2 separate regions of the Homo sapiens genome follow, and region 1 is linked to region 2. Evidence: chromatin contacts called from ENCODE Hi-C or POLR2A ChIA-PET data. All regions are on one chromosome and are shown on one strand. Each heading gives the region's core, a stretch centred on a gene start or an enhancer-like site at or near the end of the contact. The rest is flanking DNA. Distances are from core to core; before and after follow the strand shown. Region 1 overlaps P3R3URF-PIK3R3 (P3R3URF-PIK3R3 readthrough). Region 2 holds the start of NSUN4 (NOP2/Sun RNA methyltransferase 4).

The links. Hi-C counts contacts between places; a loop is a spot of excess contacts on that map. ChIA-PET counts read pairs that join two places held with the same protein, here RNA polymerase II (POLR2A). Pooled maps may share reads with other maps.
Region 1: a loop to region 2 is called in a map with no recorded cell type, with 2.7 times the contacts of the local background. The contact joins the enhancer-like site here to the promoter of NSUN4 in region 2. A Hi-C loop is called at or near these places in 7 of 37 single-sample maps with no recorded cell type and 4 of 50 pooled maps. POLR2A ChIA-PET finds 5 or more read pairs at or near these places in 2 of 52 experiments (WTC11 and activated T-cell).

Annotation. Positions count from the first base shown.
Region 1 is chr1:46,060,249-46,067,034 of GRCh38, reverse strand. It overlaps P3R3URF-PIK3R3 (P3R3URF-PIK3R3 readthrough), which reads left to right. Exons shown (of 10, transcript NM_001303427.2): 4 at 1-124; 5 at 856-981; 6 at 4,964-5,106. It overlaps PIK3R3 (phosphoinositide-3-kinase regulatory subunit 3), which reads left to right. Exons shown (of 10, transcript NM_003629.4): 4 at 1-124; 5 at 856-981; 6 at 4,964-5,106. Among named protein-coding and RNA genes, the nearest start is that of PIK3R3, 69 kb to the left of the region's middle. RefSeq lists enhancers at 1,392-1,441, 3,794-4,993. Within about 2 kb of position 1,499, at least 3 of the 41 ENCODE cell types and tissues checked have a DNase peak (open chromatin) inside an H3K27ac peak, as active enhancers do.
Region 2 is chr1:46,336,285-46,343,360 of GRCh38, reverse strand. NSUN4 (NOP2/Sun RNA methyltransferase 4) reads right to left here and starts at 2,554. Exons shown (of 6, transcript NM_199044.4): 1 at 2,442-2,554. The coding sequence starts at 2,534. RefSeq lists enhancers at 1,267-1,356, 2,484-2,693, 3,354-4,153.

The sequences.
Region 1 (6,786 bases), core at 250-2,749, 280 kb after region 2:
TTCTGATCCTCTGACATTTAATTCCGTGGTGGAGCTCATTAACCACTATCACCATGAATCTCTTGCTCAGTACAATCCCAAACTTGATGTGAAGCTGATGTACCCAGTGTCCAGATACCAACAGGTATGATTATGGAAATCCTTGCTAGCTATTGAGCAAGTGATTATTTAACAGCCTTATTTGATTTTATTTACCAGGCTTATCAGTTTTAAAAAACTAGCCATTTTGTTATTTATTTATTTACTTTGAGACAGGGTCTCTGTTGCCCAGGCTGGATTGCAGTGGCATGAATATGGCTCACTGCAGTCTTGACCTTCTGGGCTCAAGTGGTCCTCCTGCCTCAGCCTCCCCGGTAGCTGGGATCACAGGTGCATGCCACAACTTCAGGGTCTTGCCATGTTGCCCAGGCTAGTCTTGAACTCCTGGGCTCAAGCAGTCATCTCACTTTGACCACCCAAAGTGTTGGGATTATAGGCATGAGTCATTGCGCCTAGTGCATACTTAAGATTTTAGATATTTTTGGAACTTATTTTGTGGCTACCCTTCTGTAATATCTTATTGCATGTACTTGTTACCTTTATATAAAAATACTTATGTTTATGTCTCCCACTTCATTTCTTAATTTTTAAAGTATTAATCATTTTGATGTGACTTAAAGGCTGATCTTAATATTATCAAAGGATTTGGTACATTTGTGTGCTTGATATTAATACAGTGGCTTAAAGTTGTACAGTTGAAATATAGTTTAATAGATGGTTGAGGTGATATTTTCCTTTAAAAAATAGATGTGGAAAATCTATTTCCACATATGTCAGAATTGTTAACATTCTTTATTTTTTTCTTTACCTGTATAGGATCAGTTGGTAAAAGAAGATAATATTGATGCAGTAGGTAAAAAACTGCAAGAATACCACTCTCAGTATCAGGAGAAGAGTAAAGAGTATGATAGGCTGTATGAAGAATATACTAGAACATCCCAGGTTGGTATATTATGTTGTTTTTGACTAATATGTGTGCAATGTTTTAGTTACATCAAATTTTCGATCATTCACTTGATGATCTTTAGCTGTTTTAATGTCTTAAAGGCTTAAACAGCCTTTTTGAAACTTTAATGATATAAATTCCCCTCCCTTCTTAATTGGTTAAGGATATAATTTGTATCAGTTAATATTAACTGGTCACAAGTGACAAAATAAAACCAAAGGCTTCAGATAGAAATTTAGTTTTCTTTCATGTGTATATAGGCACTACAGGGGTGTTAGGGTAACTCCACCATCCTCAGAACTTATAGACATTTTCTGTCTTGATGCTTTGCTATCTGTGGAAGAGGGCTTACTCTAATATCAGCCATCACAACCATATTCTAGTAAACAGGAAGTAAGAATAGGAAGGAGAAAGGAAGGTTCTCTATCTTTAAGACAACTTCCTAGAAGGAGCACACTCTGCTTTCACTTTTATCCCACTGGCTAGAACTAAGTCACATGGGCATACCTAGCTACAGGTCACAGCTAGCTGTAGGGGAGGCTGAGAAATCTAGTTTTTATTTGGTCAGGTGTGTTCAGCTAATGTGGGGATTTACTGAGGAAGAAGGAGCTGATGGATGGAAATTGTGGGCTTACTAGTAGACTTAGTTAGCTACACAGTTTTTAGATCATTAACTTTAATAGCCAGTAATACTTTTCATATTTATGATATAGAGCAAAATTCTGTTGAATAATCTAGTTTCTTTCCTAGGACTTCTTAGGCCTGACTACTTTTTAGATTGTTTTTTAGCTAGACTTGGATTGGTTTAATTTGCCCTAAGTTGTTACATAGTTTGTCAAAAGTGTTTGGAATTTTGATGAAGGTGAATATCTTCAGAGAAGTTTACCTTTTATAATATTTGGGTAGAAGTGGCTTAGGAAAATGTATTTAACTGTATTTCTCATGTACATTGTCTTGGAACACAGGTTATTATTTTGAATATCAAATGATTTATAGAAGCATTAGTCTATGTTGATTCGACTTAATTCCTAGTGAATTCTTAGTGCAACAATAACTTACCTTGGGCTCTTTCTAGTAGATAACAATAATGGATTTTTTTAGTGTTTACTTTCTGTTTCATGAATTTCTGCTCTTTCTAATTTTTTTCTGCTTGCTTTCAGTTTAATTTTCTCTTTTCCTAGCTTCTTAAGGTGGAAATTTTGTTCATTGGTTTAAAAACTTTCTCTTTTCTAAAATAAGCATTTAAAGCAATACATTTTCCTTTAAGCACTGTGTATATGCATCTCACAAATTTTATCATACTGTTTTCCTTATTATTCAGTTTTTAATATTTTCTATTTTTTGTGATTTCTTCTTTTGCCCCTTGTGTTTTTAATTTCTAAATATTTGGGACTTTCAAATATTTATTTCTAATTTAAATTAGTTTTGTTGTTAGTAAATATATTCATTAAAGTTATATTCTTTTGACATTTATTGACCTAAATTTTATTTTATTATTGATATTTTTATGAGACAGAATCTTGCTCTGTCGCCCAGGCTGGAGTGAAGTGGCACCATCTCAGCTCACTGCAACCTCCGCCTCCCGGGTTCAAGCAATTCTCCTGCCTCAGCCTCCCGAATAGCTGGGATTACAGGCGTGCACCACCATGCCCGGCAAATTGTTGTATTTTTAGTAGAGACAGGGGTTCATCATGTTGGCCAGGCTGGTATCAAACTCCTGACCTCAGGTGATCCGCCCATCTCGGCCTCCCAAAGTGCTGGGATTACAGGCGTGAGCCACCGTGCCTGGCCAGCTCTTTTTTTATTTTTATTTTTTATTTTACTTACTTATTTTTTTGAGACAGAGTCTCACTCTATTGCCCAGGCTGGAGTGTAGTGGCACGATCTCGGCTCACTGTGACCTCCATCTCCCAGATTCAAGTGATTCTCTTGCCTCAGCCTCCTGAGTAGCTGGGATTACAGGCATCCACCACCATATCTGGCTAATTTTTGTATTTTTAGTAGAGATGGGATTTCGCCATGTTGGTCAGGCTGGTCTTGAACCCCTGACTTGAAGTGATCGACCCGACTCAGCCTCCCAAAGTGTTGGGATTACAGGCGTAAGCCACCGGTGCCCAGCCATAAACAACTCTTTAAGAAGCTTATCTGTGATTTGAAGAGAGTTTTGGAATAAGAATGCTTTTTTTTCAAAGTGTTGTTACCAGAGCTTGTTTATATGCTGCTAAGAAGGAACCATTAGACTGGGAGAGTTAATGATGTAAAAGGGGTTAGCTGATACGATAGAGTGAAGTACCCAGAAAGGAAGGGGAGCTGAGACCCAGAGCACATGTAAATAAAGGGAGGGGAAGGAAGAGAGGAGGTGAACAGGTAGGTTTATAGTTTTGGTGGCAGGTGTAGTGGTATAGTGGCATTGTTGATGGGGGAGGTGCTGACTTAGTAGTGATATCAAATACTTTTCCCTTTGCTGTTCTACTTACCAATATATCTACCAGTGTTAATAAAGTCTAAATTATTAGTGTTTTCTTTGAAGATCCAGGGCCAGAACTTTATAGGTAATTTCTAACTTGGCAAGGGAGCTAAAGCTCTCCACTATAATTTAAGAGTTGTAGAATTAGTACCAAGATATTTGGCATATGGGAATTCTAGTTACTTTTTAGTATTAAGATACATATGATGTAATCTTAACTGTATGGACTATCACAAGGTTCCAGCCTCCCTCATCTGCTAATCCTCTAATGTTCTAGCCCTACTGGGCAATTACTAATCCTTGAACATGCCTTGTTATTTTATGTATACATTATACCATGCCTCCTTTGTGCAGTGCTGTATTTTCTTCCTCTATCTCAGTTCTTTAAGACCTAGCTTAAGTGTCACCTCCTCTGTGAAGTCTCTGTAAAGCAATAAATAACTAGTTAATAAATAACTGGTTGCCTCTTCCATGACATGAAACCAAACCTTATTAGAGTTCAGAAATCTGTTCCACCTGTATATTCTGAGTCCTGGAGGGCAGACTTCACGTTTCACAAATCTCTATCACCAGATGGTAATTTCTGTATAGTGGATTCTCAGTAATCAATTGCCGAAAGTGACAAATGCTTAAGCTAGGTGTGTGGTGCCCCCCTAAAGTCTCAACTAGTTGGGAAGCTGAGGTGGAATGATCCCTTAAGCCCAGGATTTCAAGTCCAGCTTAGGCAACAGTTTTAAAAAAACCAATCCACCCACCCACCCACCAACCAAAACTGAAACCGAAACCGAAACCAAAGCCAAAACCAAAACCAAACACCCCAGCCTAGTAAGTGCTAGATAATGTAGGAATTATCCCATAAACATCAAAACTTCTAGAATTGTAAACATTCAGGACAGCAGTTTTTCTAGACCCTTATGCATATTTATTGCCTTTCTAAAAAGCAAACTGAACAAAATTTAACCTGAAGATTTTTGGGGAATTGTGATTCAGATGCCTTTTTGTTTTTTTGAGACAAAGTCTTGCCCTGTCGCCCAGGCTGGAGTGCAGTGGCACAATTTCAGCTCACTGCAACCTCTGCCTTCCGGGTTCAAGCAATTCTCCTGCCTCGGCCTCCTGAGTAGCTGGGATTACAGGCGCCCGCCACCACGCCTGGCTAATTTTTGTATTTTTAGTAGAGACGGGGTTTTGCCATGTTGGCCAGGCTGTCTTGAACTCCTGACCTCAAGTGATCTGCCTGCCTCGGCCTCCCAAAGTGCTGAGATCACAGGTGTAAGCCACCACGCCTGGCCTATTTTATAGTTTAAATGATGTATTTTACATACAAGTAATAGAGTAGGGGTTGAATAAAAGCTCTTGTTTTAGTCCTCCTAAACAAGGAGAAGACTTTTGAAAGACTAGGTGTTATATGGGATTACATTAATAACTGGAATTACAAAATTTGTTTAAGACCAAGGTTAGAAGAAAATAATAAAGATAATGAAGCCTGTGTTTTTTCTTTTTCTCTCCTGTAGGAAATACAGATGAAGAGGACTGCAATAGAAGCTTTTAATGAAACAATTAAAATATTTGAAGAGCAGTGTCACACACAAGAACAACATAGCAAAGAATATATTGAGCGATTTCGCAGAGAGGGGAATGAAAAGGAGATTGAACGGTAAGTCTACTTAGTACCTCCAAGGGCATCAGTGAGACAGGATTTCTTTTCTTCCCCAATAATTTCTGTCTTGTTTTCTTTTACCCCCTCAAACTGCACAGCCCTACTATTGGAACCACTTGCTGTTTCCACTAATGGCACCAAATTGAACTTCCTCTCTCCTCTGCTCTTTGTTCATTCTCCCAAACGGATAAACTCCTGCTTATCCGTTAGGACTTCAGGTTAGATATCATCTTTTCTAGAAACTGTTCCCTGATTCCGGAGACCAATTTAGGGGCTGTATTTTGGGTCCCTACAGTGCCTGGTCCTGATCCCTAGTGTAACATTTACTGAATGCCACGCCCACTCAACTGTAAACTCATTGAGAGTAGGCATGGTGGCTTATTTTCCCTGGTAGCCCTAGTACCTACTTATGTATGGGAGTACATAATGGGTGCTCATCGAATATTTTTTTGAATTGAATATCAACTTTGGCAGCAGTCTGAGAATAAATTGTAGTAGAACAAGACTGTAGGCAGGAACACCAGCCTGACTTGCACATGACTGCAACAGTTGTGGTCATCAGGTTAAACGATAATGAGGGCCTGGACTAGAGAAATAGCAGAAAAGAAGCGGGAGGTCATGGGAATGCTAAGGACTTCATGCCTGACCAGATATGGTAGGTGTGGGAGAAGTCAAAGATTATTCCTAGATTTCTGGTGTGAGAGACTGGAAGATGGTGTTTTTCACCAAAATAAGAAGTACATGAGGAGAGTTTAGGGTTGGAACCAGTGAGTTTGAGGTTCCTGTGAGAACACAAATGGAGCTCACTAGGGGGCAGGCAGCTGATTATTTGGATTTGGAACTTGGTATAGAAAGGATTTGGGAGGCATAGGTGTGTAGTTGATGGTAGATGCTAAGAATGAAATTACACAGAAAGGATGTGGCAGGAGAAGTAATGGATTTGATAACTAAAAGGATATTGAAATCCTATCAAAGCAAATTTAGTGGAGTATTGGAAGACTAAGCTAGATTATAGTGGGTTGAGTGCTAAAGTGGATAATAAATACAAGTAATTAATATGCAATGGAAAAGCAAAATTATTTCTCATATTAGGACCACAGTATTAGTGTATTTCTGTGTGCATGAGTTTAGAGCTAAGCACTGTGAGGCAGTGTAGCTTAATGGTTAAAGTGCTGTGAGACAGTGTAGCTTAATGGCATGAGTTTAGAGCTAAGTGCTGTGAGGCAGTGTAGCTTAAATGGTTAAAACTATGGGCTTGAATTCTGAATTAGCCATTTATTAGCTGTATAAACTTGGGTGAATTACTTAACTTTTCTCAGTCTGTTTTCTCTTCCATAAACTGAATAATATCTTGTTGGAATGCTAGAGAATTAAGTAATATATATCCTGGCACATGATGTGCTTTCAGTAAATGATAATTATTTATTTATTTATTTATTTGAGACGGAGTCTCTGTTGCCCAGGCTGGAGTGCAGTGGTGCCATCTTGGCTCACTGCAACCTCTGTCTCCTGGGTTCAAGCGATTCTTGTATCTCAGCCTCCTGAGTCGCTGGGATTACAGGCACCCCCCACCATGCCCGGCTAATTTTTGGTACTTTTTAGTAGAGATGGGGTTTTGCCAAATTGGCCAGGCTGGCCTTGAACTGCTGACCTCAGGTGATCCACCTGCCTTGGCCT
Region 2 (7,076 bases), core at 1,305-3,804:
GGGTAGGCCCGGACTCGGGGGACAATGGGTAAACTTTGAGGATCAAAGGGTGTTCTCAAAGGGATAAAAGAATAGATGTGGGTAGAACAAGGAGGCATCACAGGCTGACAACGAGGTTGGGGTGGGCCCCTGGGAGTGCTATAGGTGTCACACAGGGGCACAATGGGAGGGGGGCCTGTCGAATGATTGAGGGAGCCAGACAGTGGGCAGGGATGGGGGGTGGAGGGAACCACAGAGCATATATGGGTATTGCAGGGGGGCCCTATGGAGGGTCCATGGCGGCTGCTCTGAGCATAACTATTGGCCGAGACAGGATCACAAGGAAGGCAGAGGGGAAAAGAAGTGGGGATAACACTTTTGAGAGCTCTAGGGACCACAGTCAGTAAGGTAGTCCCTGGGGGAAGTTCTTTGGGGCTGGAATTTGAAGGAGTTGTGATGTATGGCTGCATACAAGAAGGACCAGAGAGGCAGGAGGGAGGTGGGGGACAGGTGTGGGCCTTAGCGGGCTTGGGCTGGCCAGAAGGGGTGTGCTGGGGAGTGTTGACTAGGGAGAGACATTTGTGGGGAGTATGTGACTGTCTTAACTCTGGGGACTTAGGGGACTTCGGTTGGGGGGAAACTGGAGTGGGAAGAGGGGGTTCATTATAGCTTCTGCGGGGAAGTGACTGGGGTGGAGATATAAACTGGTTGCCCAGGGGTGAAGGGAAGGAAAGGACAGAATGAGGACCATGGGGACGAGATGGTTCCTGGGAACAGGGGGGACCAGAAGTTGTGGTGTCCGGGGTTAGGATGAGGTAAGAGTTCCCAGTTGCCTCCCAGGAGAGAAGGGACTCAATGCAAGCCTTCCTGGGAGCCTGGGACTGGGGTGAGCAAGGAGAATCAGTACTCCCGGGGCACAGGCAGATGGCATAGCAAGGACTCCCAGGGGTAGGTATGTAGGCCTCTGAGGAAAGATGGGAGTAATGATAAGAGCCCTCCTGAGGTGAGCTGGGAGAGCCAGGCATGCCTGCCTGAGAAGAGAGTGGGAAGCCACAACAATTTTTCTCAAGGGGCAGGTCAAGCTGTGGTTTGGGTTCACAAGAGTCTAGAGGCTTAAGGCTGCCATGGTAAAAGCTGCCAGTAGGTGGGGAAGATGCTGGGGAGAGAAGGGGGTCATTATAACTTCTCCCTGAGAACCAGTGAGAGGGCAGAGAGATCATCAGCCCAGTTTCCAAAACTCTGTGAGAAAGGGTTGGGGAGGCCATAGGACTAGTTTCCACCGGCCGGCGAGCAAGAGGAGGTGAAATCGTGAGGCAAGTTCCCGGGGTCCTATGTGTAGGAGGAGGCGAAATCATGGGTCCAGTTTCCAAGGGTACATGAGTGAGCTGAGGGGAGGTCACTGGGCTCGTTCCCGGGGACTGATGAGCAAGGGGAAAGGAGGTTGCCGGGCTGGTTCCAAAAGCTGAAGGCCATCCGCTAGAGTAACAGAGATTAGTGTGCTGGTCACAGTACGTGCCTTGAAGACAGGGACGCCGCATTCTGGAGGGACTCATCCAGCTGCAATAAGGTGTCCGCTGACAGAGAGGGGGTGACCCCGGAATGCTGAACTGCTCAAAATAAGGGCTGGAGAGTGGGGAACCCGAGTGGCAGGGCTAGCGGCAGTAGGTCCTTTCCAGGAGTGGGGAAGAGGACTCAAAAGACCATCTCCCTGAGTGCGAGGAAGGTTGTGGGGGTGGAAGAGATGGTGGAGGTGGCGAGGGAATCGGCTGGGGTGGGCAGGGGGGCGTGCCGGTCATAGAAGAAATTCCAGGGCTTCCAGTGAGGCAAGAAAAAGGGTCTCTGGAGAAGCAAGGAGAGTCCAGAGGATGAGAGGATTCGTTGCACCTTTTGCCAGGGTTTGGGCCGGCAGTATGGACAGGGTGGTCGCTGTAACCTTGCCCGGTCGCCAGAGGCAGCTCGAGGTTGAGGAAGGGGCTGAATCCTTTCCTGCAAGGCGGCGGAGACCCAGGAGTGCAGGCAAGGTCGCTATGGTATTTTCCGAGGGGTGAGGGCGACCGGGCTGGAAAATCAATGAGGAAAGGAGAAGTCATGTGGGGGAAGAATGGGCAAGGGAAAGGGGGAGGGGAGGGAGGGAAGTAAAAGGGGGAGTGGGGGACAGAAAGGTAGGTGGACACAGCTGGGGAACAAGAGACAGTGACATCACTAAAAGAATGAAGGCGAAGGTGATGACGCAACTTGGGCGGAGTCAGGAGACTGCAGACGTAACAAGTGGAAGACACTAACGCTCGGGACATAGAGTGCGGACAGAGGCGGTGACGGAAAAGACGAGAGAGGGAGGTGCCTAAGGACGTTCCGTGGAGTGCTTGGGAAAGACGCTAGGCGTTCTAGAGGGCCGGGAAACGGAAAGACTGGAGAAGTTTCCACCCTCACTTTTCCCTCCTGCGCCCCCAGCCGGACCTTACCCATTTCTTCTTATATCGATGTCTCCGCGGGACCGTCGCGAGGTCCACACGCTTCAGCAGCTCCCGGACACCCCTCAGTGTCAGCGCAGCCATATCGGCGTGCTCCACGGGGTAATTCCGACCGGAACCGCGACAGGAGACTCGCGTGTTCCGGGGAGGTGGTGAGCGCCACCCGGCGGGACACGAGCGAAAAAAGGGAAAGGAAATACATCTGACGCTCTCCCAGGACTCCGCGCGCCTCTACAGACTCCGCCCAGCCAGGAGTCCCCTGAAGGCTGCTGGAAAAAGAGCAACCTGGCACCCGGAATAATGACTCTGCCTGGATGCTTAGAGCAGTGCGAGGGACTCCCAAGAAGCCCCTAGCCCACTTGGGGGACCAGGGAGGATTAGGAGTTGGTGGTTGAGTACCGAAAGAGTTAGCTAGGCGAAAAGGGGCGGGAAGGGCCTCCTAGGCCGAAATTGCATGGAGGAAGATCCTTAGGTAGAGGAAAATGAGACCAGGCTTGTAGGCAGAAGCAGATTTGCAGTGAAACAAATGAAGCTTAAGTTTCGGGACCTGGCCGGGCGTGGTGGCTCACGCCTGTAATCCCAGCACTTTGGGAGGCCGAGGCGAGCAGATCACGAGGTCAGGAGATCGAGACCCTCCTGGCTAACACGGTGAAACCCCGTCTCTACCAAAAATACAAAAAATTAGCCGGGCGAGGTTGCTGGCGCCTGCAGTCCCAGCTACTCGGGAAGCTGAGGGATGGCGTGAACCCGGGAGGCGGAGCTTGCAGTGAGCCCAGATCGCGCCACTGCACTCCAGCCTGGGCGACAAAGCGAGACTCCGTCTCAAAAAAAAAAAAAAAAAAAAAAAAAGTGGAGGCGTGAATAACCCACCCCTTGTTTAGCGTACCATCAAGAAATAACCATAAAAATGGGCAAGCAGCCCTTGGAGCTGCTCTATCTATGGACTATCCATTCTTTTATTCTTGTACTTTAATAAACTTGCTCTCACTTTGCATTGCGGACTCGCCCTGAATTCTTTCTTGTGCGAGATCCATGAACCTCTCTTGGGGTCCGGATCGGGACCCCTTTCTGGTAACAATGCCTGTAATCCCAGCCAATCTCCCTGCCTTTTGATCTCCCTGCCTCACTCCTACCCACCCTGATAATTGGCTGTTGAATGATCATTTAAAAACACAGTTTCTGATCATGTCCCTCCTCTCCACTGGATCCCTACTGGTGATGTCAAATGTTGTGGGGCCTAACGCTTCCGCAATTTGAGAAGACATAGTTAAGAAAAATAATACAAAACTTGGCCGGGCGCGGTGGCTCACGCTGCCCCCAGCCGAAAGCTTTTTCTTATTTGGCATTTGAATGTGGAATTTTGGAATTTTCTTATTGGCAACAAATACTGTCAGTTATTTTCCTTGAAGTGACAGGCTCACTTTGTTCATTTTTCAAGAAAAAGGCTGGCCGGCACTGTGGCTCATTCCTGTAATCCTAGCACTTGGGAGGCCGAGGTGGGTGGATCACCTGAGGTCAGGAGTTGGAGACCAGCCAGGCCAACGTGGTGAAACCCAGTCTCTACTAAAAATACAAAAATTAGTTGGGCATGGTGGCTCATGCCTGTAATCCCAGCTACTTGGGAGGCCGAGGCAGGAGAATAACTTGAAACCAGGAGGCAGAGGTTGCAGTGAGCTGAGATCATGCCACTGCACTCCAGGCTGGGCAACAGAGTGAGACTCTGTCTCAAAAGAAAAATTCTAGTATATTAAAATATAATTGATTTTTTCTGTTGACCTTGTATCCTGAGACCTTCCTAAACTCAATTATTACTTTTGGTAACTTTTTGGAAATCTGTTCAGGTTTTCTATGCATATGGTCATGTCTTTTGTAAATAAAGACACTTTAACTTCTTTCTTTTCTATCTATATCCCTTTTTTTTTTCTTTGCTTTATTCCACTGGCTAGGACTTCCAGTACACAGTTGAATGTAAGTGGTGATGGTAGGCATCCTTGCCTTGTTCCCATTCTTAAGAAGAAAGCATTTAGTACTTCACCATTATATATGATGTTAGCTGTAGTTTTGTGTGTGCGTGTACCTGCATGTGTATAGATGTCCTTTCTTAGGTTTAGAAAGTTCCCTTCTGTTCCTAGTTTGCTGAGATTTTAAAAAATCATGATAGTTGTTGATTTTCCTTAAGTTTTTTTTTTTTTTCTGTTAAGATGATCATACAGTTTTACTCCTTTTTTTTTTTTTTCTTTTTGACGGAGTTTCGCTCTGTCACCAGGCTGGAGTGCAGTGGTGCCATCTCGGCTCACTGCAACCTCCGCCTCCTAGGTTCAAGCAATTATTCTGCCTCAGCCTCCTGAGTAGCTGTTATCACAGGCATGCACCACCACGCCTGGCTAATTTTTGTATTTTTAGTAGAGATGGGGTTTCACCGTGTTGGCCAGGCTGGTCTCGAACTCCTGATCTCAGGTGATCCGCCCACCTCCCAAAGTGCTGTGATTAGGTGTGAGCCCCTGCGCCCAGCCAGTTTTACTTCTTTATTCCATTACTATGATGCATCATGTTGACTGACTTTTCAATATGAACCAACTTTGCATTCTTGTAAAAAACACATCAATTCATGATACAAATACAGTATTTTTTTTCTTTTAGACAGAGTCTTGCTCTGTCACCCAGGCTGCAGTGCAGTGGCACAATCTTGGCTCACTGCAACCCACGCCTCCCAGGTTCAAGCGATTCTTCTGCCTCAGCCTCCTGAGTAGCTGAGACTACAGGTGCAGGCCACCACGCCCAGCTAATTTTTATATTTTTAGTAGAGTCAGGGTTTTGCCATGTTGGCCAATCTGGTCTTGAACTCCTGACCTCAGGTGATCCACCCACCTTGGCCTCCCAAAGTGCTGCGATTACAGGTACGAGCCACTGCGCCCAGCCGATGATACAGTATTCTTTTTAAATATTGTTGGGATTCTTTTTTGTGTGTGTGTGTGTGTTTTTTTTTTTTTTTGAGACGGAGCCTTGCTCTTTCACCCAGGCCGGAGTGCAGTGGCGCTATTTCTGCTCACTGCAAGCTCCGCCTCCCGGGTTCACGCCATTCTCCTGCCTCAGCCTCCCGAGTAGCTGGGACTACAGGCGCCCGCCACCGCGCCCGGCTAATTTTTTGTATTTTTAGTAGAGATGGGGTTTCACTGTGTTAGCCAGGATTGTCTCGATCTCCTGACCTCGTGATCCGCCCGCTCCGGCCTCCCAGATTGTTGGGATTCTTGGGTCTGAGTTAATGAGTCGTATTTGCCTGCAGTTTTTTCTTCTTATAAAGTCTTTGTTTGATTCTGATATCAGGGTAATGCTGGCCTCATAAAATGAATTTAGGAAATGTCCCTTCACTTCTATTTTCTTTTTTTTTTTTAATTTTTTCTTTTTTTGAGTTGGAGTTTCCTTCTTGTTGCCCAGGCTGGAGTGCAATGGCATGATCTCGGCTCACTGCAACCTCCGCCTCCCAGGTTCAAGCGATTCTCCTGCCTCAGCCTCCTGAGTAGCTAGGATTACAGGCACCCGCCACCGCACCTGGCTAATTTTTTTTTCTTTTGTATTTTTAGTAGAGACAGGGTTTCACCATGTTGGCCAGGCTGGTGATTTTTTTTTTTTTTTTTTTTTTTTTTTTTTTTTTGAGACGGAGTCTCGCTGTCGCCCAGGCTGGAGTGCAGTGGCGCAATCTCGGCTCACTGCAGGCTCCGCCCCCGGGGGTTCACGCCATTCTCCTGCCTCAGCCTCCCGAGTAGCTGGGACTACAGGCGCCCGCCACCTCGCCCGGCTAATTTTTTGTATTTTTAGTAGAGACGGGGTTTCACCGTGTTAGCCAGGATGGTCTCGATCTCCTGACCTCGTGATCCGCCCGCCTCGGCCTCCCAAAGTCAGGCTGGTGATTTTTATTGATATATAATAATTGTACATATTTTGGGAGTACATGTGATATTTTGATACATGTATATGATGTATAATGATCAATTATGAAGGGATTGGGATATCCATCACCTCAAACACAAACATTTATCTTTGTGTTGGGATCATTATAATTCTTCTAGATATTTTAAAATATACACTAAATTATTTATAATTATAATTTCCCTACTTTACTATCAAATACTAGAATTTATTCCTTCTCTCTAACCATATTTTTGTACCTATTAACCAACTTCTCAATTTCTTTTTTTTTTTTCTTTTTTTGAGGAGTCTCGCTCTGTCGCCCAGGCTGGAGTGCAGTGGTGCCATCTCGGCTCGCTGCAAGCTCCACCTCCTGGGTTCACACCATTCTCCTGCCTCAGCCTCCCAAGTAGCTGGGACTACAGGTGCCCACCACCACGCCTGGCTAATTTTTTATATTTTTTAGTAGAGACAGGGTTTCACCATGTTAGCCAGGATGGTGTTGATCTCCTGACCTCAGGTGATCCGCCTGCCTCGGCCTCCCAAAGTGCTGGGATTACAGGCATGAGCCACTGCGCCTGGCCTTTTTTTTTTTTTTTTTTTTGTGACGGAGTTTCCTTCTTGTTGCCCAGGCTGGAGTGCAATGGCACATCTTGGCTCATCACAACCTCCGCCTCCCAGGTTCAAGCAATTCTCCTGCCTCAGCCTCCCGAGCAGCTG